Regions from separate parts of the Homo sapiens genome. Here region 2 is linked to region 1. A link is a contact called in ENCODE Hi-C or POLR2A ChIA-PET data. All regions are on one chromosome and are shown on one strand. The core of a region is the stretch at or near the end of the contact, and the rest is flanking DNA. Distances in the headings are between cores, read along the strand shown.

The links. A loop is a pair of places that touch in the nucleus more often than their neighbours do. ChIA-PET counts read pairs that join two places held with the same protein, here RNA polymerase II (POLR2A). Pooled maps may share reads with other maps.
Region 2: a loop to region 1 is called in a map with no recorded cell type, with 4 times the contacts of the local background. The contact joins two enhancer-like sites. A Hi-C loop is called at or near these places in 1 of 168 maps with a recorded cell type or tissue (PC-9), 1 of 37 single-sample maps with no recorded cell type and 3 of 50 pooled maps. POLR2A ChIA-PET finds 5 or more read pairs at or near these places in 4 of 52 experiments (CD8-positive, alpha-beta memory T cell, GM12878, OCI-LY7 and 1 more).

Annotation. Positions count from the first base shown.
Region 1 is chr4:102,429,546-102,432,612 of GRCh38, reverse strand. The region is part of intron 2 of NFKB1-AS1 (NFKB1 antisense RNA 1); the gene reads left to right. Among named protein-coding and RNA genes, the nearest start is that of NFKB1, 70 kb to the left of the region's middle. Within about 2 kb of position 1,433, at least 31 of the 41 ENCODE cell types and tissues checked have a DNase peak (open chromatin) inside an H3K27ac peak, as active enhancers do; they include PC-9, where a contact is called at or near this core.
Region 2 is chr4:102,686,027-102,689,093 of GRCh38, reverse strand. All of the region lies in intron 7 of MANBA (mannosidase beta), which reads left to right. Among named protein-coding and RNA genes, the nearest start is that of MANBA, 73 kb to the left of the region's middle. RefSeq lists an enhancer at 1,335-1,384. Within about 2 kb of position 1,598, at least 6 of the 41 ENCODE cell types and tissues checked have a DNase peak (open chromatin) inside an H3K27ac peak, as active enhancers do; they include PC-9, where a contact is called at or near this core.

The DNA of each region.
Region 1 (3,067 bases), core at 184-2,683:
CTAATGTAATTCTGTTTCTATCAAGCAATCTATAGTTATTCCTTTTTATTTAGTTAAGTCTCATTTAAATATGCTAGCTCTGTTGTAGTTTTGCTTATTGGTGTTAAAGGCAGGGTCTCTGTCCAAAAATGGGCTAGGATATTAAAGGTAAATGAGCATTCCTTTACTTCTTGTCTCAAACCTACCTAGTAGAGGCAGATGTCAGAAGCAAGAGCCCAAAGGAGAAATTAATACATTAACTAGAGTTGGGGCTTCATGCTCCTGCTAACGTTTTTTGTGTGCCTGGTGATCCTTTGACAGTTTTGGAAGATCTGGATTTTGTTTATATTAAGGAAAAGACAAATTTCTATACAAAAAGCCATGGCTCTGTTGGATGCTGATATATCATGTAGCACTTGCTGTTTCCAACTAGGAAAACCTCCTGAACAATGCATCTTGGATTTGTATTTCAGGATGGCATAGAGTATTTCTTTCTGATTGCCAGGATAAATTAGGAAGAGCCCTTAGCCTCAGAAGCAGGATAAAAGGGAGATAGAATGAAAGTCATAGCCCTCCCCTGCCAATATTTCTTCTTTAGCCATTGAAGACAGTACATAAATGAACCTAAGCTGACTCGTTGCCTAAATTTCTCATTGTTTTTTCTGCCTCTAAGTCTTTACTTAGTAAAATTTTGTTAATTAGTAATTATATAGAATCAATACAGTTGGATCCTACTGTGCTAATCACAGGACTTTAGTAGAAGAAGAAAAAATTGGTGAGATTCTTTTGCCTAGGTTGGGCATGCTAATAAAGGAAGCAAGTAGTTATTTTAATATTTTGCTTCTATTTGAGAAATAAATGATGATTAAAAGCATACTTTTTAATGCAATCAGTCTATGTTACAAAGCATATTATTTTAAAAACTGTAGTAATTTTTTTTACTTTTCAACAAAGTTATACCATAAAAAATAGATACTGCCTTTGAACATGAATAAACAATTTTAAAGGGAAATATACTGCCATCTAGTGTCTAACTTTCAGAATATCTGAATTACTGTATTTAGAAATATTTACAACACCGGTAGTACCACATGGTGGCACTATAGACATGTACATTAAAGGGACAACGCCAAATTTATGGGCTATCTGTTTTATCTTGGTCCATAAGTGTTTGTTAAATGTGGCAAATACATTATTTTCCTTTTTAGGTTAGCACTTTATATTTTCTAAGAAAACCTTACATATTTTTGGTACTGCTCTTTTTTTTTTTTTTTTTTTTTTTTGAGGCGGAATCTCTCTCGCCCAGGCTGGAGTGCAGTGGCGCGATCTCAGCTCACTGCAAGCTCCGCCTCCCGGGTTCACGCCATTCTCCCGCCTCAGCCTCCCTCAGCGTCCGGAGTAGCTAGGACTACAGGCGCCCGCTACCACGCCCGGCTAATTTTTTTGTAGTTTTAGTAGAGACGGGGTTTCACCGTGTTAGCCAGGATGGTCTCCATCTCCTGACCTCGTGATCCGCCCGCCTCGGCCTCCCAAAGCGTTGGGATTACAGGAGTGAGCCACCGCGCCCGGCCGGTACTGCTCTTTAAATTTTCATAAGTCAGAAAAAACTCGAATACCTTTATATTTAATTCCTGGTTTGTGAAGTTTTAGGGCTTTAAATACTTTAAACTATATTGTCCTTTCACCTCTTTCCCCCCCTTATTCGGATAACTATAACCGAAACCAGCTTCAACACGGAGAAAAAGGTTTAAAACATTTGCACAAATACTAAATGCAAATATGCAACACATTTCCCACATAATCTAAAAGAAAAAAGAAAAACAACTCAGATGAGACTATCTTATAACAGGGCTCTTTGTATTTAGAAAGTGTGGTGGTGGTGGGGACAACTTCTGTTTTAAGTGCTAAATCCAGTGGGAAAAATTTGCCTCCTCACAAGAACATTTGCCTGAGATGCTGATTCATTACAAAGGGACACAGAGCTTTGGGTTCAGAAAATAAAGAATGCTTCATATGGAAAATTTTGTAATTTATTATGTGAGCATGCTTCAGGTTTCACTTTGCTTTTGGTATCATCAAATGTTGTAGTAGTAACTGTACGAAATGAAATTCATTCTATTTACTCTAATAAGCAGATTCTTGAAGAAACTGCTCTCATAAGCTAAGGTTCCTTATGATTCTGCAAGGAAGAGAAGACTAAAGCAAATCACTGTCTGAAAACATAACAGCTGGCTAAAGTAAGCATTGAACAACACTAAGCACTTCAAAACATCAAGTAAAATTTTGGCATTTAGTATCACATAATGTATATGATCTATATAATATAATATAATATATACATACATAATATCTAGTATAGTGTTTGCAGTTTTGTAAGTCTAATGTATTACAAGAAGCTTAAGATGTAATTATAATGATTTTTATCTAAACACAATTGCTAGTGAAATAGGAAGACTAATTGCCAAAATACTTATTTGGTGTATTCTCTCATCAGTGGTTATCAAGATTTTAAAAACTTATGAGAAATGAGTTCCAAGAGCTTAATCCAGAGTAATACAAGTTTACTTGTTTTGCTTAGCTTTCTTTATCATCCTCTTTGGCTTCTATTCCAAATCTTCATCATTTCCTCAACATTTAACTGCCAATGTTCTCAGTAAACCACCTTGTTAATCTGCTTTTTTTTCTTTTTTTTTTTTTTTTTTGAGATGGAGTCTCGCTGTGTCGCCAGGCTGCAGTGCAGTGACGCGATCTTGGCTAACTGCAACCTCCGCCTTCCGGGTTCAAGCGATTCTCCTGCCTCAGGCTCCCAAAAACCACCTTGTTTCTTACTTGAGAAAGTTACAGTCATCCATCAATTGTCCACCCTGCCCAGCACTTACTAATATATAGACACTTTCTTAACTCCTTTCCACATATTTGGAGGATGATGTGTCCTTCTAGCACAAAGCCAAGCCCTCTCCTGGAGCCCTTGATTCCATTTCTTTCCTCCCCATCTCCATTCCTGGAATGTTGCTTCATCAGTCATTCCCACTCTGTTCTTATCTTCCACCTTAGCCCTTCTGTTGGCTCCAATCCTGAGTCCATACAC
Region 2 (3,067 bases), core at 349-2,848, 260 kb before region 1:
ACGGGCGTGAGCCACTGCGCCCGGCCTTATATTTTTAAATGGATCATACTTTAGATATTATTTTGTCAATAAGTAGTCTCCTGCTATGATTTAAAATTGTACCTTATATCAAAATAATACATGTGTAATTTTAAAACTCAAATATTACTAGTAAGTTTATATGAAAAATAAGACCTCTTGCCCATCACTTCCTATTCTTACTTCCTACTCCCCAGAACCAACCATTTTTAACTTTTATTTATTTCCTCTGACATTCTTCTTCATTTTTCTGAATAAGGTGCTTCTACTGGTGTTTTCTGATTTTTCAGTTTTACCCATTTTAGGATATAGCACTAGGAATTGGAAAGAACTGCACTTTGTTATTTATTAGCTATAGGCTACTTACTTAATCTCAAAATATGTAAAATAGGGACAATAAGAACGAGATGGCTTGGATCTGGCTTATAAGAGTCATGGCATATAGTTAGTAGAAATGGTATTAACCCTCTTCAAAGATCTCCTCCTCTCCCAGACACCAGCTTCGGTGTTTACAGTTGGCTGGTGTCACCTCTTACATTTGGTATTTCCTCTCCTGTGGGCCAGACAACATGCTAAGGATGGAGATATGTCCTTCAGGAGTGCATTTTCTGTTTTTCTTTTGTTCAATCATGCTGTGTATTTTCTGAGACACTGTGAATGTGTGTGTGTGTGTGTGTGTGTGTGTGTGTAAGGGGGGAGGGGAGAGAGAGAAAGAGTGTGTATGTGTGTGTGAGAGGGGAAGAGAGTGTATGTGTGTTTGTGTGTGTGTGTGTGTGTGTGCGCGCGCACGCACACATGCACAGAGTTATGTACAGGGAGAACATCCTGGACCCGTCTTAAGGGCCAAAGCATTCACTCTTGTCGTACCCCTCTTGGCTGAGAGGATGTGTGCTGTCTCACACAGTGAGTTTGTTGTGTGTTGTTTTCATGAAAATGTAAAAAATAATGAGTCATTCCAACTTACTACAGAGAAAGAAGAGGAACTTCTGTCTTTTTCTAAGGGAAATAATTCTTTTACATTCAGGCTAATATGACTGTATTATTGTTCATTACACATAAAGATGCCAGCCTTTGAATCGAGCAGCAACAGGAGTTTGCTTTAAGGAGGATGTTTAACTGCCCCACACCTTGAGTTAATGCATGTGTGTGAAATGTGCTCTTTGGCTGTGGCTGCCGTAGAGTTGCTATTTTTTGAGGCTGATTCATTCAGTAAATACTTAGGGCACACCTACTGTGTTTTGGCTATTTTGCTAGGTGCTGGTGATAGAGCTGTGACTAAGACACTGTTTCTGTTTCTCTCTGAGACCTTAGTAGAACTAATGATCTGATTGGGAAGTTCAATCATTAAATGAGCCATTGGAATATATTAGCACTCTAGAGATGTAGAGAGTGCCATGGAAGTGCAGAGCAGGGGCATTCTGGGAAGATTCCCAGAGCCTGTGTCCTGAGGGATAAGTAGAATTTGGCCAAGTAATGTAGCAAAGAGGCGGAGGGAAAAGAACGTGAAGGCCCAAGGACTAGAAAGGATGTTGTGTGTTTGCAGAAGTGAAAGAAATTTCAATGCAGTTGTGGTTGAGTTTGAAGTTGAAGAACAAGAGATGGTGTTGTAAAAGTAGCTAGGACAAAGTCCTGCAGGGCCTAGTGAGCCACGTGAAGGAAGAAGCACTGTCCTGAGTGCTGCCAGGATTCTTGGAAGGATTTTAAGGAGGGGGTAAGGATTATATGCATATTTTACAAAGATTGTGTAGATCAGATTGGAAGGATGGCAAGAGTAGGGGACCAGTTAGAAGACTGTGGTGGTGATTCAGACAAAAAATGAGGATTGGTTGGTCTACAGAACTGCTGAGGAAATAAATCTGAAAGAGATTTAGGATATAACCTCAGCAGGCTTGATGATGTGGGGGTGGGAAAAAAGAAGGAGTTAGGAATGGTTCCTCAGCTGCTGGTTTGGGCTGCTGAACAGGCAGCCTCTGAACAGGCAGGGCAACTCTGTTCATTGAGTTACATTACTCAGAAAGAAGAGAAGGTTTGGGGGAAGGGGTTGGGTGGAAATTATTTCAGTGTTAGATGTGTTTTGTGTGGGGTGATTGAGAGACACCCAAGGAATAATATTTGATAGGTGTTTCATTAGATAGATCTTAAGCTTAGGGATTGCATGTGGGTTAAGGATATAGATGTGTAAGTTAGCAGAATGTAGATAATTGTAGCCATGGTAGCGGATGAAATACCTCAGGGATGGCACAGAGAAAAGAGCTAGGACAGAACCCCAGGCAGTCATAATTAGTAAGGTTGGGGTTTGGGGAGAAGCCAGTAGAAGAATCTAAGAAGGAATGGTTGACGAGGTGGAGGGAAAACCAATTTGAGTGGGGAGTCACAGAAACCAGAGGGAAAGAGTGTTTTAAGAAGCAAAGAATGTTCAGAGTGTTGAATGCTGCAAGGGAGTTCAAGTTAGAAAAGAATTGAGAAAGATTCTTTAGATTTGGTGGCAAGGAGATTACTGGTCACCTTGATCAGCATGGAAATCAAATTGTAGTGGGTTGAGGAATGACTCAAGGTATGGAAGTAAAGACGGTGAATATAGGCAACTCTTCTGAAAGCGTCTGATTGGAAACTATGCTTAGACCAGGTGGTAATGGTGGCCAGTTGGGATCAGATTGGCTTCACATAGGCAACTGAACAAATAAGTAAATATATTGAAGTGGTGGAAGCCAGCCTTTTCATGAATGGAGAAAGGTGGTATCAACATAGAAGGGGGGAAAGCTACAGTGGATTCAAATTGGAGCTAATAGTATGAAGTTATGATTTTCAGTATGTGTAGACAGAGAAATAAATGTCTTTGTAAATGCATGTGTATGTGTGGGTAGACACACACACACACACACACATTTCCTAGTTCTTTTCACACATTTCCTAATCCTTTCTCAGAGCGCCTGGGAAGAGTGGCTCTCTAGTAGCAGTGAGTAGATTTAGGACCCATATGTTGATTTGGAATACCACTCTGTGCTGAAAGCAATCAGGGCTCTTTGGAGAAATGACTGATTCTCGAGCT